Regions from separate parts of the Mus musculus genome. Here all the other regions are linked to region 2. The links are chromatin loops, found by intact Hi-C in ENCODE. Cell type or tissue: left cerebral cortex. All regions are shown on one strand. Links, peaks and the distances in the headings refer to the core of each region. The heading gives the core; the rest is flanking DNA. Region 1 has its middle 9.7 kb from the start of Mrpl32. Region 2 holds the start of Hecw1 (HECT, C2 and WW domain containing E3 ubiquitin protein ligase 1). Region 3 overlaps Hecw1 (HECT, C2 and WW domain containing E3 ubiquitin protein ligase 1). Region 4 holds the start of Mrpl32 (mitochondrial ribosomal protein L32). Region 5 overlaps Hecw1 (HECT, C2 and WW domain containing E3 ubiquitin protein ligase 1).

Region 1 (6,478 bases), core at 851-5,850, 81 kb before region 2:
TTTCTTTTATGTATACAATTTCCATAACATTCTTGAATGATAAGTTACTGACTTCACAAAATGATAAAAAAAAAAAAAAGAAAGAAAGAAAAGAAATTTCCCACGATGCTAACAAGTTGTTAACAGACTGCCTTGCAGATTAAGTATGACCTCCAGATGGCAGGCCACAACTTGATTGAGACTGCTAAAAATCCATCCCTGACCCTCTATTTACCCTGCAGATGGACTGGAGAGTCTCCCTGAATCTCTTGGGCCTTCTTCCCAATATGAATAATCCCACATTGAATAAATCTCTATTCATTTTACTCTTAATTTGGCTGTTTTAGTTTATTTTTCAAGAATGGGTTGCTGAACCAAGCTTCTTGAGTCATAATAAACTGTAAGCCCAAGTTCAGAAACTCTCTGACACCCACACATGTGACTTAGAAAATACACATGTGTGATCTAAATAAATAAATTAGTAATAAGATGAAATGAAGGCAAGTTCTTGAGTGAAACACAGAAAAGAATTTTAGTATGATGCTAGCTGCAGCAAAAGTCTTAAGATCACTAAAAATCAGGGAAAATAAAGCCAAGCATGTCAGTCTACACCTTTAGTCTCAGCATTCAGGAGACAGAGGCAGAGGGATGTCTGCGAGCTGGAAGCCAGCCTGATGTATAAAGTAAGACTCAGGATAGCCAGGACTACATAGAGAGAAATGCTACCTCAAAACAAAATAAAGAATTAGGGAAAATACAAGTTTAAGCACAAATGGAAGAGAGATGTGCTTAGGTATCAAATTTAGATGATGGATACATGAAAGATAGATTCCTCCCTGCAAATTTAATGTTATATTGACACAGTAAAGACTGACACAATTTAAAAATTAAAGTTTAAAAATAGACTGAATTTCTTAAATGACCCCACCCATGCACATATACCAATACTGAACACTTCGTGTTTTAAGTGGGGAATGGAAATGCATGCCTTTAATCCCAGCACATGGGAAACAAGAATGCAGACTTATGTAAGTCTGAGGTCAGCCTACAGCAAGTTGCAGACCAGCCAGGGCTATGCAGTGACAACAGCAGAATCAACCTGAGAGCTGAGAACTTGATTCTTACTTGGTCCTGGAGGTTGTGTGCCTCACCAGTCAGACTGGCCTCACAACAGCTGTCTCTCACTAGGGGATAGGCGGGGAGGTAGTTGCTCAGTTCACAGAGTAGTTAATTTTCAACAGTCACTGCCATTTTCCATAATTCATTGATCTGCACAGGTCAAGAAGAGGTATAATGGAAAACACTACTCCTGAATCTTTCGAGTTTTTAATGGTGGTACTAACTTCTAGAATCCCTCCAGAAATGCAATATTGTTTCGGATTCACTATTTTCCATGATAAAGGCAACTTTGATGGCTTCCATTTGACCTTCCCGACCATAATAGCCTTGGCTCTACAGCTCAGGGAACTAATGAGGCAATTCTTTTAACTTCTAAGTAAATCTCAATTATACATTTAGGCACTGGGGAAATAAATAGTCAGGGTCCCACTGTCCCAAATTCAAGTCAGGTGTTAACTAATACTCAGTTATTAATCAAGAAAATAACCTACAGACTTGCCTACCAGAAACCACATAGCCTTCAAAGTACCACAGAAACAGCTCTGATATGCCCAGATTGTAAGTTCCTCCAAAGACCACCAAGAGTCTAACTTGTATGCAAAAGCAAAGAGTCTTTATTTAAGCTCAAACTCAGACCTCTAAACCTCTCTAACACAGTGGATGGGTGGGGGAAGGCCCCAAGCTGATAAAATCAAGTCTTTTTATCATGGTTATAAGTAGGGTAAGGGGCTTTCCAACTTGGCAGTTACATAATTGGCTAACATTTAAAGGTTATAAGCTTGGTGCAATTTTATTGGCTAGTAATACTTTTGACTGGCTATGAACAGTGAGGGTCAGCTTGAGTAATCTCGTGTAATGTTAGATTTTGTCTTGCTTGATACTAATTGGTTGTTATTAGGGTGGAATGGCTGTTACTAGGGTGGTGACTAAGGGTGGAGTGGTTCTAGGAACAAATTATGTTTTTTTCTAGTAACTGAGATCAAACTAGGGGCAAGCTAAACATAAGATGGAGTCTAGGTACAAAATGGAGTCTATTAGGCTAAAACTAGCACAGTAAGGCTGGTCTTTTTAATAGGCTTTAACAGTCTGCATCTCTTTCAACATTCCTATTTTCTAAGCTCCCACAACAGCCTAAACTCTAAGTATCCAAAGGCCTTTTCTAGCCCAAAGTTTTAAACATTCCCCAAATCAACATGACCAGTCTACCACACCAATATCCCATGATCCTGGTACCAATTTCCATCCTGTTTGGCTTCTTGATTGCTACGGCCAAAAGTAACTTGAGGAAGATAGGATTTATTTCATCTCACCCATCTATTGTTGAGGGTAGCGAATGCAGGTACTCAGGACAGGGACCTGAAAGCAGAAACCAAAGCAAAGACGGTGCAGGAAAGCTGCTTTCTGGCTTACTCTGCATGGCTTACTCAGCCTGTTGTCCTACTTCATCCAGGGCTATCTGTCTCTGGATATTGTTTATTACAATAGAGAAGCAAACCAGGACAAGGACAGGGAAGATATTAGAGTTCGAAGAGGGAAATGGGAGGTGTGTGTGTGTGTGTGTGTGTGTGTGTGTGTGTGTGTGTGTGTTATACAGAGGAGTGAAAGCAAGAATAAGGCAATTTTTTAAACTTTTTTTTTATAAATGAAACTCCCCAATGGTTGTTTGACACACTCTGTTTAGATTTAGGGGTAAGTGTAGAGTGTTTTCAGAATCAAGGCTATAAACAATCTGGCCCTGATTAAAAATAATTCACTTGCTTTTAGCATCCTTGTTTGAGGTATCTTTAGAAAACACATATTACATCTGTAGACAGTTTTAGCTTTACCAGTTGTGTTTAGGTTTCTGGACTCAGCAGGAAAGACAATCAGATCCCAGGGTGAAGGGCTGTCTCTCTTTTTCCCCTGGCTTTCCCTCCTTGGTTTTCCCTATCTTCCTACCCTGTCTTGAAAACCTGGCTTTTTAGTTTAGGGAACATAATGAGGAAGCCTGGGTGAGATGAAGGCAGGTTATGGGAGGAGAGGGTAGATTCACACTTTCAACAAGCCATCCAACTAAGCTGAGTGTCTTGCTTTGGGCGAGCTAATGGAGGAAGCTTAACTCCACGGGAATGAATAAGATTACCTATACAGGAGGCTTAAGAAGAAGATAACATTCTGCAGGCAGACTTGGGAGGGGAGATCAGTGGGAGGATATCACCCTGGACTGCGGCAGTGCTTCTCTGGAGAAATTCCACATGTTCAGGGGCTTCTACAAAGAGGAGTAACAGGATTTTAAAAGCACCTAGTGGAGTTTGGCTCAGCAGTTACGAGCACTTAATGTTCTTTCAGAGCATTTTTGAGTTGAACTCATCATAACTCACAACACAGCTCACCATTGCTTATAACTCAAGTTCCAGGAGGATCCATTGGCTCCAAGGTCATGGGCACTCATGTACATGTATCCTCTCCCTCTCCCATCTCCCAACATATAATCAAAAATATGTATTTTTAAAAAGCACCTAGTGGTTGTAGCAAATGGAATTAGTTTGTGACAGTGACAAAAGCATTTTCTTTCAGTGTTGGTGGCAGATGACAGATGGGAGTGGGCTGAAGAATAAATGTTTGCTCAGTTGGTAGAGGCAGCATTCCTAGAGAGAACTTTCCATAGGATTTTCCTCTCCCAGGGAGTGAAGAAATGAAATAGAATCTAGAGGAAAGGAAGAATAGAGAAGGGCTGGTGAGATGGCTCAGTGGGTAAGAGCACCCGACTGCTCTTCCGAAGGTCTGGAGTTCAAATCCCAACAACCACATGGTGGCTCACAACCATCTGTAACAAGATCCGACGCCCTCTTCTGGAGTGTCTGAAGACAGCTACAGTGTACTTACATATAATAAATAAATAAATAAATCTTTAAAAAAAAAGAATAGAGAAGGAGAGGGGGACATATATCAATGCATTTTATTGTTGACAGCGATTATCTTCTAAAAAGAAAGCATAGGTACAAAGATAGTGATGGCAAACAAGAAGGAGAACATGTGTGTGTCCCAGAGAGCTCAACAAGTATTATTATTGGTGGGGATTTTTCTGTAAACAGAGAAAACATAGATATAGTGATGATGATTGGCAGCAAGAGTCAAAGGTAGATGGAAGAAAAAAGTCAGAGGAACAGCCCCCATCCTCTCTAGCACAATGAAATTTGCTACACTTGCTCTCCTTGCAAGAAGAACTTGGTCCTCTGATGTAACGCCTGAAGGTCAGACTAAAAGATCTAGGCCAACAGAAAGAAGCTGAAAGAAATGTTTCTCTTCTGAAAAGTCTGACTCACTATTATTCTTTTGGGGAACAGGTGTAAAAGCCCATATCTCTGAATTTGTCCTCACTGAAGCCCCATTTTTCTTTTTCTCCCCTGCCACTGCTAGCATATTTAGACAAAGCAAGTAATTCTATCCAATGTGATGTATTAATGACCTAATGGCCAGTGCCATATGCCATGTGTTCTCCAAAAGACTCAAATTGATATTTTTGTTGACATGGTATGAAGGCCAGGACCACAAAAAGGTATACTTTAAATTAGAAAAGAATGTGTTTTACAGGGGATAAAAATTATCAATAGAGAAGACACATTGTGACTTCTTTTCCAATTTGTATCCCCTTGACCTCCTTTTGTTTGCAGATGATAGGATAGTATATTTAAGTGACCCCAAAACTTCCACCAGAGAACTCCTACAACTGATAAACAACTTCAGCAAAGTGGCTGAATAAAAAAAATAATAATCAGGGAATGGAGAGATGGCTCAGTGGTTAAGGGCACTGAATGCTCTTCTGAAGGTCCTGAGTTCAAACCCCAGCAACCACATAGTGGTTCACACCATCTGTAATGAGATCTGATGCCCTCTTCTGGAGTGTCTGAAGACAGCTACAGTCTGTTTACATATAAATGAATAAATAAATCTTAAAAAAAAATCAGTAGCCTTCCTCTACTCAAAGGATAAACAGGCTGAGAATTAAATTAGGGAACTGACACTCATCACAAAATTCCCAACAATATAAAATACTTTGGTGTGACTCTAACCAAACAAGTGAAAATCTGTAAGACAAGAACTTCAAGTCTCTTAAGAAAGAAATTGAAGAAGACCTCAGAAGGTGGAAAGATCTCCCATGCTCATGGATTGGCAGGATTAATATACTAAAAATGGCCATCTTGCTAAAAGCAATCTATAGATTCAATGCAATCCCCATCAAAATTCCAACTCAGTTCTTCACAGAGTTAGAAAGAGCAATTCTCAAATTCATCTGGAATAGCAAAACAATCCAGGATATCCAAAACTATTCTCAACAATAAAAGAACATCTGGAGGAATCACCATCCCTGACCTCACCCTGTACTGCAGAGTAATTGTGATGAAAACTGCATGGTACTGGTGCAGCGACAGACAGGTAGATCAATGGAATAGAATTGAAGACCCAAAAATGAACCCACACAGCTATGGTCATTTGATCTTTGACAAAAGAGCATTTTCAACAAACGGTGCTGGTTCAACTGGTGGTCAACATGTAGAAGAATGCAAATTGATCCATTCTTATCTCCCTATACAAAGCTCAAGTCCAAGTGGATCAAGGACCTCCACATAAAACCAGATATACTGAATCTAATAGAAGAGAAAGTGGGGGAAAGCCTTGAACACATGGACACAGGGGGAAAGTTCCTGAACAAAACACCAATGGCTTATGCTCTAAGATCAACAATTGACAAATGAGACCTCATAAAAATTGCAAAGCTTCTGTAAAGCAAAGAACACTGTCAATAGGACAAAACGGCAACCAACAGGTTGGGGAAAGATCTTTAGCAATCCTATATCCAATAGAGGGCTAATATCTAATATATACAAAGAACTCAAAAAGTCAGGCTCCAGAGAACCAAATAACCCTGTTTAAAAAGTGAGGAACATAGCTAAACAGAGATTTTACAACTGAGAAAACTCAAATGGCCAAGAAGCACCTAAAAAAAATGTTCCACATCCTTAGCCATCAGGGAAATGCTAATCAAAATGACCCTGAGATTCCACCTCACACCAGTCAGAATGGCTAACATTAAAAACTCAGGTGGCCCCAAGATATAAGATATAATTTGTTAAACACATGAAACTCAAGAATAACGATGACCAAAGTGTGGACACTGTGCCCCTTCTTAGAATTGGGAACAAAACACCCATGGAAAGAGTTACAAAGATAAAGTTTGGAGCTGTGAAGAAATGATGGACCATCTAAAGACTGCCATATACAGGGATCCATCCCATAATCAGTGTCCAAACGCTGACACCATTGCATACACTAGCAAGATTTTGCTGAAAGGACCCAGATATAGCTGTCTTTTGTGAGACAATGCCGGGGCCTAGCAAAC
Region 2 (6,478 bases), core at 857-5,856:
GGAATAGGGAGACCAGGAAATCAATCCACTGCAAGATAGTGTTTTCTAAAGATGGCCAGGAAGCCACACACATGACGTTTAACAATGTGGCTGCTTAAATAAGACCCCAAAAATGACAGGACCAGGTGACAAGCTAACATAGGTGGGGATATTGTGCAGTAAACCAACACTAGATGAAGATGAAGAGCTACAGGCAATTAAAGGCTGCTGAAAGAATGAATCCTTTCCAGGGATGAACCCCTAAATGAGTATCCAGTCCCAGTAAAACACACTAGTAACACTAAACAGACTGAGTGCGTGTGATAAAGAAATTTCAAGGAAATAGGAGGTATGAATGAGAGGGGTTGGAGGGAAAGGAGGTGGGTGATATAATTATATTTTAATTAATTAAAAATTCTAAAATTACAAAAGGTGTGAAACTTGTGCCCTTTTCCTTTGGTAGAAAAAGAAATAGAAAAGAAGAAAGTGCCTAGAGGAAAATAAAGCATACCTCAGGATTGTTGCACCAACACACTGAGAGATGCTGACTTATCAAGCTATCCTCATGACATAACAGGAAGAAAATCTCTTTGAGCCAAATAGATGCAGCAACACTGAAAATCAGACTGAACAACTTAACAATTAATTGAGGTGAATAAGCATTCTTTGTGGCAGTTTGTTGGAATTGTGTCTTCAGAAATCTTTAATATTAGTTTATACAAGAGACTTTTGTTGATTTACTTGTTTTTCTTCCAAATTTCTGGTTGGTATTATCATTTGGTTGATTCTGGTGTTTATTGTTGCACCTCAGCCAAGTCCATTCTTGGAGGTTTTCTTCATACCAAAGCTCATCTGTCAAATCTGGTGAAATGTGTGCTCAGGGTTCTGTGTGGCTTTTGAGATATGGTTTGAAAAACAGACAGCGTTGAACTCATCTGGTGGGAAAATCAGATTCCTGCCAGACAGAGGGAAATGTCCATTGAGAAATCACTGGGCACCTGAAGTGACGAGCGCAGGCTGGAAGGGAGGTGCTCCCGGGGGAGGGAGGAGGGTGGGAATTGAGGCTTCACTTGGTTTCCCGTGGTTTCCTCTTCTGTAAAGTTCTGCTGCAAGAGTGTAATCAGTGGCAAGAGGTGGGTCAACAAGAAGAACACCAGTGAGAAGCCATCTGTCTTATTGTTATAAATGGAGATATATCCAATCAGCTCTTCAAGAAAAGGTTCTGGAGCTAGAGGTATTACCAGGGTGACTAAGAGGAATTACCAGGCATTACTAAGTATAGTAAGAATACTAGGGTGTTCCCTGGGTAAGGGAAAAGGTACACCTCTAAGATGTGAAAAATAGTTTGCCTGGGGAGTGCCGGGCAGGAAAATAGGTAGAAATAAAAAGGCATTGTAAAAAACACAGAGTTGCGGATTATGGGGGTTGTGTGCTCAGAACCTTCGCACTTTGTGAACGTAGCAAGCCCAAATTAGACCAAATCAGTGGCCAGCATTTCACTTTCTTTTGCATCTTGGTCGGCTGGTCAAATAAAGATTTGCATTTTTCCTACTTCCATTTTACTATTTTGACAATGTGTACTGCTTAATACTAAACCTGCTTGGAAAGCTAAGCTTATCAACAATAGATACCTAGGGCGATTTACAAGCATGGCATTTGTGATCATAACGTTGTTTTGGGGGAACTTGCTGCGAAAATACTGGAGGATGCTGTGCAATGTATCTGCATCTGTGAAATGGACAAGTAAGGAAATTGAGGTGAGAACACCTGACACAGTGTACCTACCTAGAAGGTACTCATCCTTTCTGAACACAACATTTGCATGTACACAAAGGAACTGATGAACCGTGGCTGGTTCCAGATAAGCCTCGCGGACGCGTGCTAAGTGTTGGAAGGATAGGGCCTATAGTAACAAGAATATATATATATATATATATATATATATATATATATATATATACATATATACATACATATATATATATATATATACTAAAGGGGTGAGGAGGAGGGTGCGGGTGCGTGAGGCTGCAGGGCGGAGCACAGCCACAGAGAGCAAGCCTGGCTCCTGGTTGGTTCTCAAGTCTGGTTCCCACAGAGGAGCAGGCAGGAAGGGAGGGGATGCGGGAGGAAGGATAAAGCAATAAAGTGTGCTGCGTTGCCACGCACTGGGAGTCCTTGTTTGAGCCGCAACACCACGAGCCTCTGACCCAGAGGACCCCCTCCTGGCTCGCACAGGTTCACCAGTCGAGAGCTGCTCCAGCCGTGACGGTGGCTCTGACAATAGTTGGCTCAGGATACGAAGCAGCCAGAGCAAGGCAAAAGACGCTGATCGCCCAGGACTAGCAAACCAGGTCCTCAATGCCTGGCACCTATGCAAGCCACGTGCGACCCCCGGTTCTAACCTGCGTGCGGACCGGAGCATGATCTGTGCCCAGTTGGAGGCTGCCAAGGTAAGCAGACGCCACGCTCAGACCATCAGCCTCTCCTTCCCTGCCCTCTCCCCACCCCCTTTCTGGGGCGGCTTCCTCACCCTTGCGAAGCCCCTGCAGCGCACTGCCTCCAGAGAGCCGGGATCCACCCTTTTACCCACCCTCTCTTCTCCCGCGAGGTTCAATTGTTGACTTGGGGCGGGTCGCCGCCCAAGCCGGGCTGGCATCCCAAGGCTTGGGTACAGCCGGCAGATAGGGGCCCGAAGAGAAACAAAGAAGCCCCCAAACGGGTTCGCAGCGCCTCCTCCGCCCCTGGGCGCCCTCCCAGTGGCTAAGAGATGGCAGAGGAGGGGGCGGAGAGACCTACGTAATCCCCCTTTCCAGCCCACACCCACTCCTTGTGAACCAAGGCTTTTAGACAATTGTATCCCATGGTTTCTGCTCGAACTCTCTGTGCTCACTCAAAGGCTCCTGCAGCCGGCCGCCAGGTGCAGTCTACTGGGTGGTGACTGGATGGGAAGATGATCGGTGTGGGTGTTCCCCAGGCGACTCCCTATCTCTGGCCCGTTGTGCCTCTCATCTGGGCCTGCCACCTGAGTTTCAGCGGGAGCAGCTGGTCCTTTTGCCTACCCTACTGTTACCTGCACATAGGAAGAGAAAGGGGCGGAGGTTGGGGGCAGGCAAGGGGGCGCTGGGAAAGCCGCATCCGGTCCATTTTTGGCCGGAGATTCGACACATTCTCCCTACTTTACCAGGCCATGACAATGCAGCAAAATCCTAGAGCTCAAAGTGGCCCTCCATCCTCCACTCCAGGGCTTTCTGACAGCCTTGCAGCCTCAATTTCCCAGGCACTGGACTAATTTTGGGAGTGTGGATGTGTGGTCTGTTCATCTTGCGCACAGAGGCTGGACAGGGTAACTTCTTCCCTGCCAAATTCAGAACATGGGGGTAGGGAGGGGGTGTGGGGAGCTGGCAGAAAAACAGGCTGCAGAGATGTCCCAGCTTGCTGTGGTTCTGTCCACAGCTAGCCTCAGTCTGCATTGAGCTAACAGAAGATAGCATGCCGGGATATTCCTAGCTACTGAAGACATTTTTTTTTTTTTTGACGTTGCTGTAGTTTTTTAGGCTTACTTCTGGGATCTGCAGCAGTGGGAGTCTCCCTTGTTTTCCTTCTTTCTTTGAAAAGATAACTATGCTGTATTCAGCAGAAGTGGAGACTGGAAGAACAATATAGTTCAAAGATAAGGGGTGGCTTCTCTTTTCCTGGAATTTAAAAGGCGGTTTAGGAGGGTAGGTGCCTACCTGAAAAGACCAGCTTTAAAAGACCCCAGCGGTGCTGTTCCAAAGCTTCTCAAAGCAGGTGGCCAGATCTGCAGTTTCTCAACAGTGGGACTCTCCGGCTGTGGCTATCACGGTAATTCACTCTAGCGTGGGGATTCATTTTGAAAATGTGTTTTCCACTAAGAAGGGATTACAATCCACATGCCTACTCTAATATGAATGTGTGTGTGTGTGTGTTTGTAAAGACGTAGCTTGTGGCAGTTTTCCCTGTTGTCTGATCCCTCAGCTTGCTACCTCCTCTGGAATGTGGCACTGGTGAAGTGAAGAACTATTTTAAGTCCTAGACCAACAGGCAAATCGGGTCCGGAGGATTTCTTTTAAAAAAAATAGGTTCTGGTAGATCCACACTAGGATCCTGGTCTAGTGCAATTGGTTTCTTTGCAGAATGACAGATCTCTTTTTGTGGGGGGACAGATTTTCACGAAGACAGTTGCCTAAATTTATTCAGATTGTGACATTATTGACATGGTTCAGGAGGCCACATCCTGAGTTGGAGCAGCATATCATGCAGAGGGAATGCAGCTGCTGTTGTTCATGGATATGACAGCATCATCCACCTCTTCCTCCTTCACACTTTGCCTTTTAAAGATGAGCCTAGTGAGGCTTGGCCTTCCAGCTCTAGATAGGACTCTTAATGAACAAATACTTAACGGGCAAATGTAATCATTAGAAAAAACCTCTTAGTCTCAATCCCCAAGTGTAAAATGAGTTGGTCCAGTTAAGTCTACAGTTCCCTCTAGTTCTAGCTTTCTTTGCTAAGTGATTAAGGAGGCAAGAAAAGTTAGCCAGTTCAGGAAAGACAATTATACTCAAATAATGGAAGCAAACCACGGTTTTATTATAGACCTTATAATGTTTATTTCTTAAAAAAATTTTTAAGCTCCAACTTCAGCACTTCTCCTATAAGTGAAATGAACTGATGATTTAAAACAGATCAATTTTAGTCCACTAAAGAAAGAGGCTTCCCGGGGAGGGGAGCCGCGGAGCAGTGGAGACCGTGGAGTGCATTGTGTAACAGGTTCTCTTACTTTCAGCTTTAATTGCTCACTGATAATTGAGAATTAGTGTTTCCAGCTACTGAATTCTGTTTGCTTATTTCTAATGAAAGAGCACAGGTAGGAATTTTGTCCAGTGCAGTAATTAGCAATAGCATCAGGTTTACTGTCTCTGTCAGTGTTTGGTATTGCTCATAATGCTCACATGCTCACATTTGCTACTGTGATGATAATGACTGAGACAATGGTGTTTCTAAACAGGCAAATAGAGTTTTGTTTACTTTGGTAATTGTTAAAAGTTAGACATGAAGAGGCATTTAACCATTGACTCTAGCCTAGCTACACAAAACACCACATTTGAGCACTAATTTCCTTAAATGTTATGATCAAAATAATATCCTGGAATAGCAATACGTGCTGGGCATAGTTTACTGTTTCCCTATAGCCATTTCACCCACACAGCTAGGTTAGTACTGATCATACTGCAGTTATCTGAGTTGTGAATGCTGTAGCCTCCAGTTTAAATGTTGTTCTGAAAGCTCAGATCAAGGGCACTATCAAACTCACCTTTCATCCGCAGCACCTAGCACTTTGCCTGGTATGTGATCTGTAGTGGAGAATGTCTACTGAATGGATTTCAGGTCATGGGAATGTTCTGTAATTGTATAGACAGGAGGAAGGTGGGCATCTTCTGCCTCATGAGTCAGTTGGAAGAATCAGATGGGGTTATGTAAGATGCTTAATGGAAATGGTGAGGAAGTACTCAGATGCGGGCCTTCCAGCAGATGCCTCTGAGGGAGGCTTTCCTCCTCCCAAGAAAACAAACAAAACTGTGTAGAGAGGACATCAAAATGCAGTAGGGCCGGGAAAAGTTCTTTTTTTTTTTTCTTTTTTCTTTGAATGATCTGTATTTGTCTTTCTAGTTTGATGGAATTTATCTGGCCACTGCTTTGTTCTGTCCTAGCTTTGAAGGAAAATTGTTTGGCCCAAGTACTCTGTCCTCTGGCTTGTACTTAAACAGAAGACCAGAGTATTGCTGTCAGTTCTTCCTCAAGTCTACATTCTACTGTCTAGTCTTGCAAGGATGGCAGTCAGGTTTAGGAAATACTATGGACTGACCCATATTTGTACAAATCACATTTAACAACCATACATTGTATTTCTGAAATGACCAAGCAGTTAGAGACCAACATTTCCTGAGCCAGCTTCCTTTGATGGAATCTTCATGTATGAAGATTCTTAGACAGGTCTCACAGACATTGAGACTTCAGGAGAAATCACCCTGGGAAACTAGAAAAGCCCACTTCTGTGTACCCTTCCTGCTCAAAGCTCTGAGTGTTTTAAGTGACTGTTCTCTCAGTGACCTACTTTCTTCTTCTTCTTCTTCTTCTTCTTCTTCTTCTTCTTCTTCTTCTTCTTCTTCTTCTTCTTCTTCCTCTTCTCCTTCTTCTCCTTTTACTTCTCTTCCTTTTCCTTCTTCTTCTCTTTCCTCCTCCTTCCCCCACTTTTTCACCCACTCAGAGGATTTACTTTCTTCTTCTTTAAAAGTAAGAGATTTACCCAGACAATGCTACAGGTCACTTAGGAAACACAATTCTGAACTTACTTTATTCCATTGTGCAATCTCTAGGGTGAAAATAATTAATTGATAATCAAATTAACATTTTAAATTTATGTGTATTGTATGATGTTCCGGTGTAGAGTAACTTAAGGCCACTTGGGAGCACATGC
Region 3 (6,478 bases), core at 1,036-6,035, 96 kb after region 2:
TCAAGTAGTGGGTACCATAATGTCTCTTACTCAGTGTGTGCATAAGCTCCTGTTGGGCATACTCAGCATGGCATAAGTGGGTGCCATGTCTCTTACTCAGTGTGTGCATAAGCTCCTGTTAGGCATACTCAGCATGGCATAAGTGGGTGCCATGTCTCTTACTCAGTGTGTGCATAGCTCCTGTTGGGCATACTCAGGATGCGCAGAACAGTTAAGAGGTTAGGAAGGTTTCTCGCAGCGAGTTCATTATCTGATACTGGTGAATGTTGAGGGTCAGTGACTCCCATTAAGATTTGCAAGTTCTTATTTCCTTCACCTATGACTTTTCAGGAAAAACAAAGGACGATAATTATTTTCTTTTTAGAAACTATTTTAGAAGAAAACCCTTATTAAAACTCTATACAAACTGTATACTTGTAATTTAACAATATTTTGTCTTACAACTCAACAGATGATGTTTTATATAAATAAACTGTACTTTTAGTAAACTATTTTTTCCTTTTTTTAAAATTAGGTATTTTCTTCATTTACATTTCCAATGCTATCCCAAAAGTCCCCCATGCCCTCCCCCCCCCACCACTCCCCTACCCACCCTCTCCCACTTCTTGGCCCTGGCGTTCCCCTGTACTGGGGAATATAAAGTTTGCAAGACCAATGGGCCTCTCTTTCCAATGATGGCCAACTAAGCCATCTTCTGCTACATATGCAGCTAGAGACACGAGCTCCGGGGGGTAGTGGTTAGTTCATATTGTTGTTCCACCTATAGGGTTGCAGATCCCTTCAGCTCCTTGGGTACTTTCTCTAGCTCCTCCATTGGGGGCCCTGTGATCCATCCAATAGCTGACCGTGAGCATCCAGCTCTGTGTTTGCTAGGCCCCGGCATTAGTAAACTATTTTTAGATGCTTACTATCACTCTAAATTACATGTTTGAAAGATCATGTATCTTCTAATGGTATGTAATATTTAATCCATTTTACTATTTCATGAGACATGTTTAATTAACCCAGATATGTAATCTAATAGATTTCAAGAAGTTAAGAATACACAAGTTTGTAAGAAAAGGCAGTATCAATTTATCATGCCTTTAAACAGATCTGAACTATGTATTTCTGACATAATAAAACAAGATCATATGTTTTTATTTTAAACCTTAAAAAAAATCAGTCTTGCTTGCAATCTCATTTGTAAATCAGCAGCAAGAGCTTTCTAGTCTCATTTTCCAGAATTAATACTTTAAAGGGGCTAGTTAGTAGAATTTCTCCCTAGAAGGCAACTAATTATATTTCCCACTCCCAGAGACATTACAGTAGGGAATTCTTAAACCCCACCACCATCTGTCTGTCTGTCTGTCTGTTTGTCTCTCTATCTTTTCAGGACTGGGGACCTAACCCAAGACCATGCATGTTAGGTTAGTTCTCTACCACTGAGCTAAATTCCCAGCTTCTGAATCTTTGTTTCATTAACATAACAAAAGCATCACCCCCAACAACTATTCTCTTGTTAACTGGTACTATAAAGTGGTCCAAGATAAATTCAAATAGCTTTTACTCCTAAAATGTTGAAATAAAAATCGACCCAAAAATCTAAAGATGAATTCCAAACAAGGCTATTCAGAAAGGCAAGCAGCACTCACTTTTGTTATGCAAAGTCTAGAATTAATTCTCATGCTATCAAGTAACCTTAGCATGACAAGCCTGTCAAAAAATGCCTCCTTTACAATTGGCACCAAGAGCAGAAACAAGCTAAAGTCCAGACTATAGCACTTTAACAACATCTCTCAAATCGTTAGATTGAATTGATACAGGTGTGGATCTGAGTCTCAGGAGATCTAATGAAATTTTCAGGCTTTTATGACTCAAGGTTAAGAACTGGACCAGGGCCACATGATTAGAAATAATAACAGAGACAGTTATTACAAAAAAGAAAGAATTTGTGAGATGAGAGTGGAAAAAGACCAGGGGAAAAAATGGCCCATGAGAGTCATTACCCTATATAATAGGTAATTTGCATAACACTCAATGGCTCACATTTGTATATCACCACTTTTGTTGGTTGGTTGGTTTTTGTTGTTTTCAGGCACATTCTATTGTATTTAGTTCAGGTGGGGAAGGGAACCTGGTCTTCCTCTCCCAGCTGGTTTATTTCACATGTTAATCCTGACACTGCAGTCTCCAGTCCCTTTCTCCTGCCGGAACTGGCCCCATAGATGTAAGCCCTAAAATCCTTCTGGAGAGAAGTCTGATAGGCAATCCATCTTTAGTAACTGTGTTGAAGTTGATAAAGGGTGTGGATTTTGCCTAAGAAGTACAACAAGACTCTCCTTGTTTTAATGATTAGAGGAGGCATCAGAGTTCTTGTATTAGGAATCAAATGTACCCTAAAGGACTTTAGTTTCAAATTGTCACATATCTTAGAGGACACATATTTTTACAATGATGTCAACCAGTAATCCCAGAAAGGATGAGAACCAGGAAAGCCATGGCCATGCTAGGTCCAGAAGAACCATATTTGGGTTGTTGTTTGTTTAAGAGTTGTATGGCCGGTGACTACTTGTAAATTCAGCTTCATGGAACCTGACATTCTCTTTTGTCTTCCATGGACACACACAGACACACAGTAGAAACACAAACATATGTGAACTTATTTGTCTGGTTTCCCAGCAGTGTGGAAGACATGAGGATGTTTAGGGAAACCCAATTCAACTTCTCTGCTCTTCTTTTTCTTTTATGTGGATCCAGAACTGAGAGTCCATAATCTTTGAGTCCTAGCATTAGATAGGTAAAACTGGTTTCCATATTCCTTCAGAGCTGTTTGAAATTGGTTTAGGTTTATTGTGTAGTGAGGTCATTTGATTAGTCTCAGAATCTAATACCAGATCAAGTATGGGAAAGAAAGTTACTTTGTAGTAACTCACTAGGGCCAAACCACAGATTAGATTTTGGAGTGGTTCAAATTCTCATGATAATGGTGGATGACAACTTTGACCATTTTTTCTGAGGTTTCTTGTCTAAATTTTACTAATATGTTTTTAATAGTTCAGTCAGCTCTTTTGATTTTTCTCTGCAGAATCTAAGCAGACTATATCCTGGGACTCTAGATATCTTCAGAGTCACCTCTGATATGAATGATGGCCCATTGCCACGTTGTAATAAGGAGAAAAAAATTGGGCTCATTTCTTTTAGAAAGTCAATGCCGTATCAGCAGCCTTTTCAGCCCCACTGGAAATGTCTACAAACATCAGATGTGAAGCCTGCATAATGTGAAATATAATTGTATAAGTTGGGTATCTCTAAAAGAATAGAACTCATAGAATGTATGTTTGTTTCTTCGAGTGGCTTGCAGACTTAATTCTCTACACTTGATTTAAGATCTTCCTTGAAAAGAGTATTGATCTCCTTTCCTGCCCCACTCTATTTCACCATGAACTCAACTTTTCTGGATCAGAGGATATGAACAGTGTTGTCCAGTTTTCCTATCAGGGAGCCAGATGAGTTGGTTCTTGGCTGGCTAGGACATCACAAGTAGAACCATAGTCCTAGATGAATCTTTAGTGGCTGTTTGCTGACAAGTGATAGGTGCAACTCTCTACCACTTTCCCTATACCTTGTATCACCTAGGGAACCTTGGCTCCTTTCTCACTTCTAGATAATTCTACCACCAGTATTTTCCCAACAGGAAGCAGCATTCTCAGCACAAACTGTTTTGTTTTGTTTTTCCTGACTTGCTTACAGTTTGTCCTAGTATCTATTTAAGATTATCATTCTGATACAGCACTCATAAAGGAACAGAACCAGAGCTACTAGCAAAAGTCAAGGCCATAGCCCTTCAATAGTTTCATACCATGCTCTCTTTGAAGCTGTTCTTGTTGAGATATAAAAATGTATCATTTTCTTTCTAAGTAAGTGTTTTTACAAAAAGCCTGGACTGTACTATAAATATACATATATTTTTTCACTTAAAATAAACTGTACTTCTGTCTAAAACCAGAGCAATGTAGAAGAGACTTGTGTGGATAACTCAAGGGTTGATTTCTAACTAGGCTGTGCACATGGCGTGATTATTTTTTCAAGGCAGTCATTTGGCATAAAACGTGTATGTTATCTAACTGCTTCATGTAAGCACTATAGAGTGAGTAATCTTGCTCAGGCAGGGGAATTACATCTCCATAGGATATTGCAGATGCCTCTTTTCCTGTCCTGTTGAGTTTAAGCTCATTTTTCTCTTTGTCAGCAAGAACTAAATGTTTTCTTGTATGTTTTGCTTGTGTATTTGTTTTCCTCTAGTATCCATATGCAATGTGCATAATTATTAGAGAATTGAGCATCACTAATACTCTACAGCATGTCAGTGCATCAGAGGGTCATTGATGAGTTAACCTGTGCAGCTGTGCTTCCTCGGTGTAGTTTCTTGTACACACTGCTTCAGACAATAAGCAACTGTTTTCACAATCATAATTTTATATATACCATGAATCAATATGTATATATTTTCCATTTTCTCATGATGATTTCTTTAAAAAAATCCAGATATGCAAAGTAAAAGATTTAGGAGTATTCTATTCTTAGAATGTCCAGAGGGTGACTGTCCTGAACAGTCATGAGCTACTAAGAATAAGATGTCATACCCTGGAATCAGGATCCTGTGTCCCAGCTTAGATTAGTTGGACTGAGGTATGAACTCATCATTTATTATTCACCCAGGAACTTCTTATTTGCTGTTTCCTTTGTACCACACATGGTCAAGGAATGTACTGAGGATACAACTCTAAGCAAACAGGTCTCTGCCTTAGTAGGCATTTCATTCTACTGAGGGAAGGGTGTTAGAACATTTTAGATTAATCAGTATACAACATTTTGTAAAGACTGGAAGTGATAAAGAGGAAGGCAAAGCAGACCCATGGTCCCTCTGATACTGCATAAAATTATAGCCTAGAGGTCCCTCTGATACTGCACAAAGCTATAGCTTAGAGTTCACCAAGTCTGTGGTCATCTCACCAGGGTAATTTTACTTGGTTGCTAGTAAGATTCTATTTAATAGATAATTTTCTTTTTAAAAAGAACAGTTTTTAGTAAAATTAAAAATCTTGGTTTCTTTTAGAAAGAAAGAAGGAAAGAAAGAGAGAGAGAGAGAGAGAGAGAGAGAGAGAGAGAGAGAGAACTCTTACAACCATTGTTGATCATGATTGGCAGGAGCTGAGCCAGGAGGACCTGGTGAGATTAAAGGGTATTGTACCCAGAGGCTCATGGATTTGAACACCTGGTCTTCAGTCAGTAGTGCAGTTTGTGGAGGCAGTTCAGCCTTGCTGGAGGAAGTACATCACTGAGGGTGAGCTTTGAGAGTTCATAGTCTCACCCTCCCTCCAGTTCTCTTTCTCCTCTGTGTTCGTGGTTTAAAATGTGGTCTTTCAGTTTCTTGCTCTAGTTGCCATGTGTCACCACCATGATGTACTCTTATCCCTCAGGCACCATAAACCAAAATAAATTCCTTTTCTATAAATCTTGGTCATGGTATTTTTTTAAAACAGTAACAGAAAATTAACTGTTACAGAGGATCTGTTCCCACTGATCTCACCTCCCTGCTGGCCTAGAAGGTGACCTTTGCCTATTTTGATGCTATTTCTACAATAATCAATTTCCTCCATTTGGATGGTGTAGGTATCTTCCTTATTATAAGGTCCTCATGTTTTTTATTTCTCTTTTGGATTTATCTTTCAATCATGTTTTAGAGACCGACTCTCCTTGAGTGTTACAAGGAGCTGTAAGATACCAAGTTAACACAACCACAAGCTAAGTTTTCTTTGTGAAAAAAATGAGCCCTATTTCTCTAAGTAATGTTGCTTTTACAACCCTTAATGGGACAGGAAACTCTGTGTGGATTTATAAAATTTTTATTTATTCCTATTCAGCACCATTGCAGATCTAAATATAAACTATGTTCCTGGAGATAGTTTCATTATGCTCCTACCTCATTAAAATTCCAGCCTATTCTCTGGTTATTTCATCTTTTCAGGTTCAATTTTATCCACAAAATTATTCTTAAGTCTCCTTTTCTCAAATGTAATTAGCTAAGTAATATTATTATCTTCCAATTACCATTTACTTCATGTCTACATGGCTTTGCAGGATCCAGGGTCATTACTTCACCAGAAAGGATGTGATCATAGCAACCACCAACTCACTGTCATTTAAGCTAGACTCTGCTTCATAGGATACATTCTTTGGCAACGTAGGCTCACATTACAAGTGTACCAGCATCCAGCATTTCACCCTCCTGTCTCAGCTAGTTCCAACAATGTTGCCCTAGTGTTAACTCACTTGATCTAATATCTGAGTATTTCCACCGGCACATTGCTACCATCTAGGCATTTTGATAAACCTTCTAAGCAATGCTTAATTCTAGTTTTACTTGATCACCTTTCCCTATCTCACACTCCCAATGCTGTGTTTGTTTGTTTGTTTGTTGGTTTTCCCATGTAAG
Region 4 (6,478 bases), core at 460-5,459, 92 kb before region 2:
TTCCTGAATGAAAGTCAACTTATGAATTATCACAATAGATTAAAATGCTATATTTGCTGTAAATTTTAAATTACTGTGCTGAATGCTACTTTCTTAAAACTTCAAAATTCCTTAATCTAACACAAAGATCACTAAGAATTATGACTTAACATCTATTTCAGAATGTTATTTCTTTTAACTTCAAAGTTCTCTAACAAAGACTGTTAAGGCTTATGCACATACACCTACTTCAGCTAACTATTAACAAGCATCTGAAGAGAAGGAAACACTGAGTTACCTTTAATCCCCACTGACGGGGCCCCTCCAGCTACCGCAGCCAAGGCATATTCAATCTGGACAAGCTTACCAGATGGGCTGGAAAAGAAACAGAGACATTCCCTCTGTTCACACATTCAAAATAGTACAGGACACCTGACAGAAGGAAAACAGAGGCCAAGCCTCACTAATCAAACCTTCTGGCCTTTGAAATCTACCCTGAAGGTGTTTGGAAGCTAAGCTTACCAGACTACGGAGTTAGTCCAAGTCTCGAATGGGCACAAATTCTCTTCCTGTGTTCTGTTGCTGTTGTTTTCCCCATCTCTGGTTAGCAAAGCATTCCCACTCCCTCTGTTCCCCACTGCAGGCAAGTGTACCGAGAACTCAGGCAGCTGCTGTGCTCATGAGTCCCAGTAGCCCACTGCCTCTTTCAACAAAATCCCCACGAACACGTTTGGTAGAACGCAAACCAGTCCACGCCAATTTCTTTCTTTCATTTACCATTCTTCACCAAATGTAAGCTGCTAGCTAAACCTTATCATTTTTTTTAAAGGACTGTTATAATAAAGAAATCTGTTTGTGAAAACATTGAGATGTTTGTTATATAAAAGACTCAAGGACTGAGGATGTAGCTCCTATGGCAGAGTGCTTGTCTAGAATGCATGACACAGCATAAATAAGGTATGGGCGTGCATTACTAAAATCCCGTCACAGAGCAAGTGGGGGCAGAAGGATAAGCTGAAAGGCATCCTTAGTTACTGGCCATTTGAAGCCAGCCTGGGTCACCAATAATTCTGACACAAAAAGAAATTAAATAACTAATAACTTAAAAACTCAGTCCCTCACGATCTATGTCCATTTGTCTCAGCTATAATGAAACCACTTAGGACCGACCGTATTTGTTTTGTTTACAAATATAAGCGACTACCATGCAAAATTTAGTCTCTGTCAATTATATAATGAAATCATTTGCTAAGGAATTTAATGGAATTCATTTAAAGATTTCAAAATAATAACATTAACTCACTTCTTATGTGAAACTGTAAAGGGCAATTCTCAAAAGATAATATATTGTAACAAAAAGTCTATTAATTGTTTTCAAAACCAACAAGGTTTGAGTCCTGATTTACCTATTTGTGGACAACCTTGAAAAAGTTCAATTGTCCAGGTTCATCTATAACTCATTATACATAGGTGGTAATGGAAAAACCACTACTAGTTACTGTTATATTCAACAAGTAGATCCTGGCTGCCTTCAGCTGTCAGTCCTTAAGAAAATGGTCAACTGGAGGGCATCATCCTGAGTGAGGTAACACATTCACAAAGGAACTCACACAATATGTACTCACTGATAAGTGGATATTAGCCCAAAACCTAGGATACCCAAGATATAAGATACAATTTGCTAAACACATGAAACTCAAGAAAAATGAAGACTGAAGTGTGGACACTATGCCCCTCCTTAGAAGTGGGAACAAAACACCCTTGGAAGGAGTTACAGAGAGAAAGTTTGGAGCTGAGATGAAAGGATGGACCATGTAGAGACTGCCTTATCCAGGGATCCACCCCATAATCAGCATCCAAACGCTGACACCATTGCATACACTAGCAAGATTTTATCGAAAGGACCCAGATGTAGCTGTCTCTTGTGAGACTATGCCAGGGCCTAGCAAACACAGAAGTGGATGCTCACAGTCAGCTAATGGATGGATCACAGGGCTCCCAATGGAGGAGCTAGAGAAAGTAGCCAAGGAGCTAAAGGGATCTGCAACCCTATAGGTGGAACAACATTATGAACTAACCAGTACCCCGGAGCTCTTGACTCTAGCTGCATATGTATCAAAAGATGGCCTAGTCGGCCATCACTGGAAAGAGAGGCCCATTGGACACACAAACTTTATATGCCCCAGAACAGGGGAACGCCAGGGCCAAGGAGGGGGAGTGGGCGGGTAGGGGAGTGGGGGTGGGTGGGTATGGGGGACTTTTGGTATAGCATTGGAAGTGTGAATGAGCTAAATACCTAATAAAAAAATGGAAAGAAAAAAAAAAAAAAAGAAAGAAAATGGTCAAAACACAGTCCTTTGTCTAAGTTCATCCATGATGGTTTTTTCTTAAACAGGGAACAATAGTTCCCCTTAACTGCACTTTGAGAAAATATATATAACTCTTTAATTCTTTCTCCCAAAACATAAGGGTCTAAAATCGTTTTAAAGCAATTTGTTAGTGGATCAAGCAAAATACAGAGGTTATCAGTTTGCATGTGCCACAAAAACTTGACAGGAAATCAGCGCCTTCATTTTATACTTCTTAAGCTTCTACAGGAGCACAGGCGAAACCGAAAGCAGTGTGAGCTTCAAAGCACATCGCTGCTAAACAGAGACTAAAACTAAGATTTAACAGCAAATAAGGATCTCCCAAAAGAAAAAGGACGTCTCACACGTCCCATAAGGAGTCTGGGTTTACAAAGCTCTCGCTCAGGCCTAGCCGGGCCAGTAAAGAAATCCTGGACCTGAAGAGAGCAGCTGAAAACAGACTATCTCAAAGCACCCTTCTCCTAGTCTAGAAGGAGAGCCAGTGCTTAGTGCTTGGCTTGGGGCCTCCCGTCCCTCGGCCCGCAACACGGCCGGCCTCAGCCAGGGCCCAGGCCTGGCACGGAACATGACTCTGCAAAGCTACGAGTCCAGCTCCGTCACCGTGCACTCCTACGCAAACACCAGCCAGGTCCGACACACGGGACCATGTCTGGGGCGCTCCTGTGATCTGCGACGCATGGAACCTGCGGGTCCCCCGAATACCTGAATGTAGTCAGCGAGAAGCTGTAACCGCGCTCTGCCATCTTTACCCGGAAAGTCGGAACACAGCCACGCACATGCGCAGTAAGTATGCTTCCTTTAATTTTTTTTTTCTTCTTTGCTCTGATTGGAGGAGAGTCACCTAGGGGTAGCTGGGAGTTGGAGTTTTTGGATCACAGCGGTCTTTGACCCTTGCGCATGCGCAAGAGGGGCCTGCGCATGCTCTGAGCGAGGAGGCGGGGAAGTGGGCGGACTTAACGCATGCGCTCAGCCCGCGTCCCGCTCTGTCTTGAGAAGATCATGGCTCCTTCGTTGCTGCTGCTTTCACTACCATGGCCGGTGCGTCCCGGACCGCTCCAGAGGTGCTGGGAGCTGCTACAACGGCAACTGCAGCAGAGCTGGAGTCGCTTTGTCAGTCCTCCGTGGGGTCCGTAAGGAGAGAGTTCGTGGAAAGAGGGTTGGTGAGGGCTTCCGGGTTGTAGCGTGGTTTTTGGTTGGTTGATTGGTTCGTTATTTTATTTGTTTGTTTGTTTATTGGTTATTTATTTATTTATTTATTTATTTATTTATTTATTTATTTATTTATTGAAACTGTCACCGTAGCCAGGGTGGTCTAGAACTCACTGTATAGCCCAGGCTAGCTTCGTATTTATTTATTTATTTATTTATTTATTGAAACTGTCACCGTAGCCAGGGTGGTCTAGAACTCACTGTGTAGCCCAGGCTAGCTTCGAGCTCCTGGTATCTTGGGCGTTAAATTTGAGATTGCTGTATTATTTACAGTGTATCGCAAAAGTGATAATGCCCAGTCTGAACAGAGATATATTTTATTATATCTCAAGCGCAGCATAATAAATAATTGTCTCCATGTTCTACCTGAGATAATCATTTCAGTCCATTCGTTGTCTAATAGGCCTGTGCTTGGACAGTTTATGTAGTGGTAAGAAGTCCTAAGAATTGAACGAACGTTCGCAAGTCTGAAGAACATAAGAAAGGGTAAAGAAGTGATCTAAGCAATTTAGAAAAACAAAGGTGAAACACTTGATAATCTCATAAATAATAAATCTTTTCTTAGAACACAGGTTAAGATTAAATATTAAGGAAAAATTTAATGGCTTTAGGAACCTACCAGGTTTAAAGAAAAAGGACCTAACTGGATCAGGATAGTGTGGTACAGATGACCATTGTAGTCATCTCAGTGATGTGAGTGAATGTAGGGAGTCTCGGGATTAGATTACTTGTACACTACTTATTACTGAACTGCAGTGTCCCGGATTATATACGGAGGAAATGCTTAGTAGAGTAGCCTGGCTGCTTTGGTAGCTTGCAATAAGAAAGCATTCCAGTTGAAGTATTTTAAATTGCCTTTTATATGAGCTTTAGTATATTTTAATAGCTGGGGATTATTACTAATGTTTGTTGTGTTTAACATTCAAAACTATTTATGTCAGGCCAGCCATATGGCTCAGTAGTAAAGGACCTTGTTGCTAAGTCTCAGGACCTGGGTCCTAGCCCCATGGCCAGTATGACGTAAGGAGAGAACTAACTCTGAAAGCTGTCCTCTGACCTTACATGTGCACATATACTCACAAACACATATAATTTATAGGTGTGTATATTTAGTGACACTACACATGTTGACTGTTAAAGGAAATAGTGGCTGTATTCATTTAGGAACTCCGAGTTGATTCGGCATCTCTGTTTTGTTTTATAGCACCAGCATTAGCCGTCCAGAGACCATCCATCCTCACAGAGCTAGCACATGATACTTGTGAAAATAAAGAGAATTCCAGCTTTTTAGATAGTATCTTTTGGATGGCAGCTCCCAAAAACAGACGCACCATCGAAGTTAACCGATGTAGGAGAAGAAACCCTCAAAAGCTTATTAAAATTAAGGTAATGTGTGAACGGGTGTAGGTGTGTGCACATACACACTCTCTTCCACAAGTCTAACACTGAATAGCCCGGTATTGTATTTGTGTAGCAGAGAAAACCAGCCTTATAATAGTCTTAGCATCTTGTTTGGCTCATCATGGATAGATACGTAATCTAATTCTTCCTTAATGTTTTAAGATACTCTTAATGAATCATCCCATTGCTTAGATGGGCTCCTTGTTGGTTATTATTTGAAGTTAGAGGACTGATAGAGCTCTTAATTCAAAAGTCAAATGAGATCATTACAAACAATTCTGAAAAAAATCTCCAAACTTCTTGACTATGCTTTTAATTGTTAATGTGGAATTCACTACACTCATATAATGAAAATATTCTACTCAAGCTGGAGATTAGACAAAAGAATTTGAGAATAGTTTACCCATAGGCTATACGAATAAAAATATACCAGATTGGTAAACTTGAGTTTTAGTCCTAATTTTCTTACTAATTTGAACTCAGTGTTGCTATTTTTTTTTTTTTTTTTTTTTGGTTTTCCTGTTAAAATATATTGTTGAACTAGCTAGTATATAGTCTTATGTAGCACGAACATTCTCAGAAAGCTACAATGTCAGCATGTTAGAGTTCTTGCTGGTGATTATGTATTATATTGCTTGTTATTAATATGTTTTTCTTTGTTTTAAAGAACAATATAGACATTTGCCCTGAATGTGGTCACCTGAAGCAGAAACATGTCCTTTGTGGATATTGCTATGAGAAAGTACGCCAGGAGACGACAAAAATCAGACAACAAATAGGGGCTCAAGAAGGAGGTCCTTTCAGAGCTCCTTCCGTTGAGACTATGGTGCTGTACACAGGAGAGAAACCATCAGAAAAGGATCAGGGCAAGAGGATTGTTGAAAGAAACATAAAGAGGCCATCTTGGTTCACCCAGAATTGAACTAAAAAATGTTAAAAAGATAATTTCATAGTTAGGCACTTATTTAAAATCAGGAGTCTTCATTTTCATGTTGTGCCTGTTTTCAAATTATCAATGTATTTTAAAATGGATTTTGTTAGTTGTTACTTTTAAATGAGGTAATTTGAAGACTGTATCATGAATAAACTCAGCATATTTATGTAAAGGCTCAATGGATTAATTTGTGTATTTCTATAATGCTGTTGGGTTTTAATTAAGCAGTTGTGTCAGTGAGAAAAGAATTTAGAACAGGTATGTGGTACACTCATTTGTATTCAGGAGTAGAAGCAGGAGGATATCTTGAATTTCAGGCCAGCCAGGATACAAAGTGAGATTCTGTCTCAAAAAAAAAAAAAAACAAAAACAAAAACAAAACAAAACGAAGTTCTTTCTTCTTTGTTGGTGCTTTAGAACAATTTACTTTTTATGGAACAAAGTGTGCTAATTTACTTAAATAATAGAAATAATCACATTCCATTGTCGTCGTAGATGCTTGTGAGAAAGCAAACCCAAGATAAACCTTTCAAATAAATACCCAGAGTAGGGCCTTTAAAGTACCAGTTGTTGAAAATGTATATAT
Region 5 (6,478 bases), core at 798-5,797, 130 kb after region 2:
TATGCCTCCACACATGTTAGGTGCAGATGATATCATTCTAGCTTTCCTTAGCTATGGAGGGAGAGTCTTCATTGTATCTTTGACTCTAAAGCCAGAGCCATGTGGCAGAAGAACCGTGTTTTCTGTTTGCTGAGGCTTGAACACGGCCCTGTTGTTCAATTGCATCTGTATCAGTGTTCTGTTTTAGATGGTTTCCTTCAAGGCTTATGCTTTTCTTTCACTCTCACAAGTTGGAAGCTGAGCTGGGTGGAGTCTTACCCTGACATCACCACTCCCTTCATTCCATTTAGCATCAGATTTTCTTGAAACTCTTTATTTCAGTGAGCACAGGATTTAGCTCTATTACACTCCCCAGTGCTGCTTTTCTCCTCAAACTGTACATCTTGTTCTTTTCCTTGTTTAGCTTGCTCCTTTTCATTATAGATCTATATAAGACCACTAATTAACACATGACAGAGTCAATACTAGGCAGACGCCTCTATTAACATCATTAATCCAAAGATCTTCAATTTAGCCCCAGGAAGATTTTTCAGAATGGGTTGAAAGCAGCCACGATCTTTGCTAAAATATCAAACGGCTGGTCTGTCTCTAGGCCACTTACTACTATTCTTCTTCTCTATGCATTTCAAAGCACCTTCAGCACTGTCTTCCATGTCTCCTACTAAAGTAGGCCATTAAGCCCTGCTTAAAACATTCAACTGTTTTCCTATTCAGAAAGCCCAAAGTCCACATTCTCACCAGCATGGTCAAGCCTATCACAGCAATACCCAGGAATCTGGTACCAACTTCTGTCTTATTGTTGTATTGCTGTGAAGAGACACCATAACACCAGCAACTCATAAAAGAAAGCATTTGATTGGGCCAACTTACAGTTTCAGAGGTTTAACCCATTATCAGCATGCCAGGAAGCAGACATAATGCTGGAGAAGTAGCTCAGAGGTCTACATCCAGATCTGTAGGCAGCAGGAAGAGAACCACTGGGCCTGGCTTGAGTTTTTGAAACCTCAAACCATTCCCCAGTGACACACTTCTTCCAGTAAGTCCACACCTTCTAATCCTTTAAATAGTGATATTCCCTGGTGACCAAGCATTTAAATCTATGAGCCTATGAGGGTCATTCTCTTTCAAACCACCACATATAACATTAAAGTTCAATAGGATGTACAGGAATATTTAATATTTTTCTGTATTTGTTGAGATTTATTTTATATCCCATGAGCTACTGAGTAGAATCCCTTGGTAATTTGGCAACATTGTAGAAAATGTTGTTTCTAGAAAATCTGTTTCTAGAAAATTTAGAGGTCACTTATATATAATATGTCATCTGCAAATAGGAAGTGTTTTACTTATTCTTTTCCTATTTGTGTCCCTTTAATTTCCTTCTCTTGCCTTATTGCTCTGATCAGTGATTTGAACACAGTACTGAAAAGGCGTAGGGATAATGAACAGCCCTTATTCTTGATTTGAATGGAATTCCTTTAAGTGCTTCTCCATTACGATGGTGTTGGCTGTGGGCTTCTGGTGTATAGCTTTTAATATTTTGATATAGGTTCCTTCTGTTCCTTCTGTTCTAGGACTTTATCCTGAAAGAATAAAGAAATTGCCAAAGAAAGTCTCTTCATCTGTGTAATGAGTGTGTGATTTTTGTCTTTGAGTCCATTTATGTGGCTTACTACACCTCTTCACTTGTGTTTGTTGAACCATCCCAGCATCTCTAAGATGAAGCCAACTTAGTCATGGTAGATAATTCTTGTGATGTATGTCAGGAGTTAGTTTTCAACTTGTATTTAATAAGAGACATGAAAGGAGGTACCTCTCCCACATTTTAGAGGGTAGATTTCCCTGAGATACCAATCTTAGATGACAATTAGTTAGTTTTAAGGTTTGGAATATATTAGCTTATACTTTGCTCCTTTGGAGGGTTGTAGATGTTATTCTAGTGCAGTTACCTTTCCCCCATTATAGGACTTAACATTTTTATTTGCTTCTATTTTGATATTTGTATTATGCTATGCCATGGAGAGGTTTCTTTGGTCATGCCTATTTAGGGATATAAATGGCTGCTGCATTTGTGCATTCATTTCTTTCCAGATTTGGGGAATTTGGTGTTATATGTCTCACTAAATGTATTTTTTGGGCCATTAGTTACCTCAGCTCCTTCTTCTAGCCCATAAATTTCTAAATTTGTTCTCTTGGCAATATCCCAGGCTTCATGGATGAATAAATGGGCATGTCATTTTTTTTCCTTATTGATGTTTAAGCATAGTGTTCTTACCCTTGTCCTCCATCTCTCATATTCCCTCATGTGCTTGGAAAGACCTACTGATGATACTTTCCACTTTACTTTTGTTTGATTTATTGATCCACAGTTAGCTTTGAATTTCGTAAGCAAGGCAGATTCTTCATCCTCCTAAGAATCCCAGCTTTCATCACCTGGAAAGATTATTGTTCTAACTGGGGTATCTCCCAAGTATACTGAGAGATCTCAGTTACAGAAAGCTCACAGAGTGTTTGCAGAGGACCTGAGTTCAAATCATAGCTATGAGTAACTTGAGTTGTAGGAGATCACCATTCTCTTCTGGCATTTTCAGACATTTGAACACACACACACACACACACACACACACACACACACACACACTTTAAAATTAAAATAAAATTTAAATAAACTTTTAAAAAACAACCACATCACAGAGAACTCTATGGATAGAGGACCTGTCTTATACTCTCAAGGTCTTAAGGATATAAGTCATTCTGCTAGAAGGCTGCAACTATGGATGGAAAGTGGACTGCTGAACCTTCAGCAAAGAACTGCACTAAGGTTATCAGCTCTGTGACCTCAGGCTCAGTGTTAGCTCAGTGTTAGTGTTAGTGCTACTCTCAGTTGAGTTCCATCCCTAGCAAAAACAGGTAGGCTGCCTTTCTTCTTACCAACACCCCATGCTTGAGCTGAGCTAGCTGCTGCTTGTGCTTTGCTTGTCTTTACTTGTTTTACCCAACTGTGCAAAAATCCTTCCAGGGCTGCCTCTTGCCATGGGATGTGAAGAATAAATTCAGGCTCCCTGTCCTGTAGTTGTTTTCATGTCCCCAGTATTGCTCAGCTTCAGAAAATGCATTCTTCTTTATAATAGAATTTGTCCCTTGGCACTTCAAGAAACATGGTGATGAATGACAACATGTAACACTGTCTCATCAAAGCTACAACTGCTTTTGAACCTTGTGGGGTGTGCGTGTATGTGTGCGTGGATGTGTGCGTGTGTTGAGGGTAGGGATGCAGTCTCTCTTCACCATGGCCATCTGGGTTACTTTTTGTAGAAAACATTTTCTTTCTCCAAATAGGGAGCCATGTGGCTAAAGCTTGGCTTCTTTTCTGTGTGCCCATATTCTTTACACTCTCAAGTGTCCTGTTACAGCCTTTATGAGTTCTGAAACGGCTTCCTCTTTCTCTCACTTTGGAATAGAATCTTTTTGATTTTTTTTTTTACTTATTCATATTCTTCCATCTTACACAGACATTCTGTACATTAACCTTATTTGAATTTTCTGAGCTCCTTTGCAGACAGAAGAAGTTCTGAATATTTTTCAAGTTTTCATTATCCCCCTACATGTATGACTAAAACTGGGCACAGTGTAAAAATGTCCTGGAAGCTTCCTTGAGTAAAATAACACCTTCTTTAGGAATAAAATCCATCCTTCTCTCTCTCACAATTGAATAACTCCATAATGTATACTTTAATGGTGTTTCCTTAATTATTTCTTTTTATGATTTTTAATTTTGTAGAGATATTTTTAAAAGAATAGCTTTTATTTGAAATATGCATAGTCCCCTAAAGCAATGGGAAGTGATGCTTTCAAAAATAGCATGCATCCTCACTTGGGCCCTTCCATGTTTCAGTCTTCTTGGGTTCTGTGGGTTCTATCTTGGGTATTCTGTACATTTTTTGTATAATATCCTTATGTGTGAGTCCATACCATGCATGTCCTTTTGGGTCTGAGTCACCTCACTCAGGATGGGTTGCATTCTAGAGGAAACTCCTACAATGTTTTGATTACAAAACAAAGTTTAAAAGGCTCACTTGTTGAAGGAAAAGTTATTTCAAAGACTTACTAGGTTAACTAATAAGTAGTAATTAAGCAAAAGTGTGATGTCTCATTTGGGTCACCAAAAGCCATGTACATCAAATGCCTTATATCCAATCAACTCACAGGATTTTGCCCACTACATTTTAGTAAAACAGGAAATTACAATAACAAATAATCAGTTGTGAATCTTTAATAAAAACACCTGTTTAGGAAATGTTTAGACTTCTTTATAAACAACTTATTGTCTCTTTCTTATATTTCTGTATTTTATTTTTATAAGGCCCAATAAACTATTTATGTCACATTAAAGAATGTTTTGGTTAAAATAAAATACTAGAAGCTGGGTGTGGTGGCGCACGCCTTTAATCCCAGCACTTGGGAGGCAGAGGCAGGCGAATTTCTGAGTTTGAGGCCAGCCTGGTCTACAAAGTGAGTTCCAGGACAGCCAGGGCTACACAGAGAAATCCTGTCTCGAAAAAAGCAAAGAAAAAAAATAGAATACTACTTACTGTGCCAGAGCACAGGAGCTATAAAGAGGCTAAGGCTATGCCAGGTCATGAGAGTTTATAAAGAGACTAAAGTTTTATAGGGATAGGAGTAGTAGACAAGCAAACAAACATCACAGTGACAGGAATCTTTGCTAGAGGGTGGAATGGCTGATTAGAAAGTGTATCCACTTTCTTGAAAATGGAAGAAGATACAAAGGGATATCATAGCATATTTTGAGCAGGTGCACATCCTGCCTGCAGTGTAAATTAATCAAAACTACTTTTACAGCCCTCCAGGTTTATAACACTGTTGAATTGTCATATATTGCATTAAATCTTCATTGGATGGTGGAGAAGCCTGGGTGGGTGGCAGAGTATAGTCTTTTAGAACCATACTTAGGTTGCTGTTCTTATACCAGGCAGATGCCATATTACAATTCAGTATTAACCAGCAAACATCTTATTTCATCAATGTTTCCATCTATGTCTTTGTTCTCATCATATAAACCATTATTACTATTATAATTTGACAATTTCGATCTTGGGTCCCGGATCCCTTAGAGACTAGTCTATGCAGATGAGAGTGTGGACTACAAAAGCAACACAGCTTCTGGGACAGAACCCACTTCGGGCTCCAGACATCCAGGCACCTTTCCCGCCAGAGGAGAGGTGTCCACCTGGGAGGGCTCTACCAGCACATGTTGGGGAGCCATCTTGGGTCCCAGATCCCTCAGAGACTAGTCTGCTCAGGTGAGAGTGCGGACTACAGAAGCTACACAGTTTCTGGGACAGGCAGAAGCGAAACAGCTTCTGGGACAGACCCCTTTTCAGGCTCCAGACATCCAGGCACCTTCCCCATCAAAGGAGAGGTTTCCGCCTGAGAGAGCCCTGCCAGAGCAGGTGGGGAGACATCTTTGGTCCCGGATACCTCAGAGACTAGTCTGCACAGGTGAGAGTGTGGACTACAGAAGCTACACAGCTGATGGGACAGGCAGAAGCGACACATCTCCTGGGACAGGCTCTGTTTCAAGCCTTCATCTTCAGGAAGGAGGCATGTCTGAATGCCAGATATTATCTGTGCACCTTCCCTGCAAGAGGAGAGCTTGCCTGCAGAGAGTACTCTAACCACTGAAACTCAGGAAAGAGCTAGACTTTCAGGTCTGCTGACAAAGGGTAACAGAATCACAGGAGGAGCAAGCTCCAAACACAGATAACTATAACAACTAACTCCAGAGATTACCAGATGGCAAAAGGCAAACCTAAGAATCTTACTAATAGAAACCAAGACCACTCACCATCATCAGAACCCAGCTCTCCGACCTCAGCCAGTCCTGGATACCCCAACACACGCAAAAAGCTATACTCGGATTTAAAAGCATATCTCATGATGATGGTAGAGGACATCAAGAAGGACTTTAATAACTCACTTAAAGAAATAGAGGAGAACATTGCTAAAGAGGTAAAACCTTAAAGAAATACAGGAAAACACAACCAAACAGGTGATGGATTGGAACAAAAACATCCAAGACATAAAAAGGGAATAGAAACAATAAAGAAAACCCAAAGTGAGACAACACTGGAGATAGAAACCCTAGGAAAGAAATCTGGAACCATAGATGTGAGCATCAGCAACAGAATACAAGAGATAGAAGAGAGAATCTCAGGTGCAGATGGTTCCATAGAGAACATGGGCACAACAATCAAAGAAAATGCAAAGTGCAAAAAGATCCTAACTCAAAACATCCAGGAAATCCAGGACACAATGAGAAGACCAAACCTATGGATAATAGGAATAGATGAGAATGAAGATTTTCAACTTAAAGGGCCAGCAAATATCTTCCACAAAATTATAGAAAAAAAACTTCCCAAACCTAAAGAAAGAGATGCCCATGAAGATACAAGAAGCC

Evidence for each region. Hi-C counts contacts between places; a loop is a spot of excess contacts. Peaks named below come from ENCODE experiments on the same cell type or tissue, not always from the same donor. Only the 100,000 strongest peaks of a DNase experiment are listed, where the experiment ranks them.
Region 1: a loop joins it to region 2, with 5 times the contacts of the local background. A loop is called at or near these places in 3 of 42 quality-filtered maps.
Region 3: a loop joins it to region 2, with 6 times the contacts of the local background. A loop is called at or near these places in 3 of 42 quality-filtered maps.
Region 4: a loop joins it to region 2, with 2.8 times the contacts of the local background. A loop is called at or near these places in 3 of 42 quality-filtered maps.
Region 5: it touches region 2 in a loop (2.3-fold over the local background); 3 of 42 quality-filtered maps call a loop at or near these places.

The regions. Positions count from the first base shown.
Region 1 is chr13:14,600,147-14,606,624 of GRCm38, reverse strand. No RefSeq gene overlaps it. Among named protein-coding and RNA genes, the nearest start is that of Mrpl32, 9.7 kb to the left of the region's middle. In left cerebral cortex, for the core only: no CTCF peak of the experiment used is centred there; a DNase peak (open chromatin) is centred at 3,670.
Region 2 is chr13:14,518,778-14,525,255 of GRCm38, reverse strand. Hecw1 (HECT, C2 and WW domain containing E3 ubiquitin protein ligase 1) reads left to right here and starts at 2,030. Exons shown (of 29, transcript NM_001081348.3): 1 at 2,030-2,432. It overlaps Gm30893 (a long non-coding RNA gene), which reads right to left and starts at 2,661. Exons shown (of 2, transcript XR_382090.4): 1 at 2,573-2,661; 2 at 756-1,707. In left cerebral cortex, for the core only: a CTCF peak has its summit at 2,787; DNase peaks (open chromatin) are centred at 3,873, 4,204, 4,736, 5,389 and 3 more places; H3K4me3 peaks cover 4,158 bases; H3K27ac peaks cover 3,798 bases.
Region 3 is chr13:14,422,633-14,429,110 of GRCm38, reverse strand. The region is part of intron 2 of Hecw1 (HECT, C2 and WW domain containing E3 ubiquitin protein ligase 1); the gene reads left to right. Among named protein-coding and RNA genes, the nearest start is that of Gm30893, 97 kb to the left of the region's middle. In left cerebral cortex, for the core only: no CTCF peak of the experiment used is centred there; DNase peaks (open chromatin) are centred at 3,713, 3,728 and 4,066; H3K27ac peaks cover 1,148 bases.
Region 4 is chr13:14,609,888-14,616,365 of GRCm38, reverse strand. It overlaps Mrpl32 (mitochondrial ribosomal protein L32), which reads left to right and starts at 3,329. Exons shown (of 3, transcript NM_029271.2): 1 at 3,329-3,474; 2 at 4,762-4,943; 3 at 5,626-6,065. The coding sequence starts at 3,348. The coding sequence ends at 5,880. It overlaps Psma2 (proteasome subunit alpha 2), which reads right to left and starts at 3,124. Exons shown (of 8, transcript NM_008944.2): 1 at 3,051-3,124; 2 at 278-354. The coding sequence starts at 3,091. In left cerebral cortex, for the core only: no CTCF peak of the experiment used is centred there; a DNase peak (open chromatin) is centred at 3,221; H3K4me3 peaks cover 2,041 bases; H3K27ac peaks cover 861 bases.
Region 5 is chr13:14,385,640-14,392,117 of GRCm38, reverse strand. The region is part of intron 2 of Hecw1 (HECT, C2 and WW domain containing E3 ubiquitin protein ligase 1); the gene reads left to right. Among named protein-coding and RNA genes, the nearest start is that of Gm30893, 130 kb to the left of the region's middle. In left cerebral cortex, for the core only: no CTCF peak of the experiment used is centred there; DNase peaks (open chromatin) are centred at 3,040 and 3,248.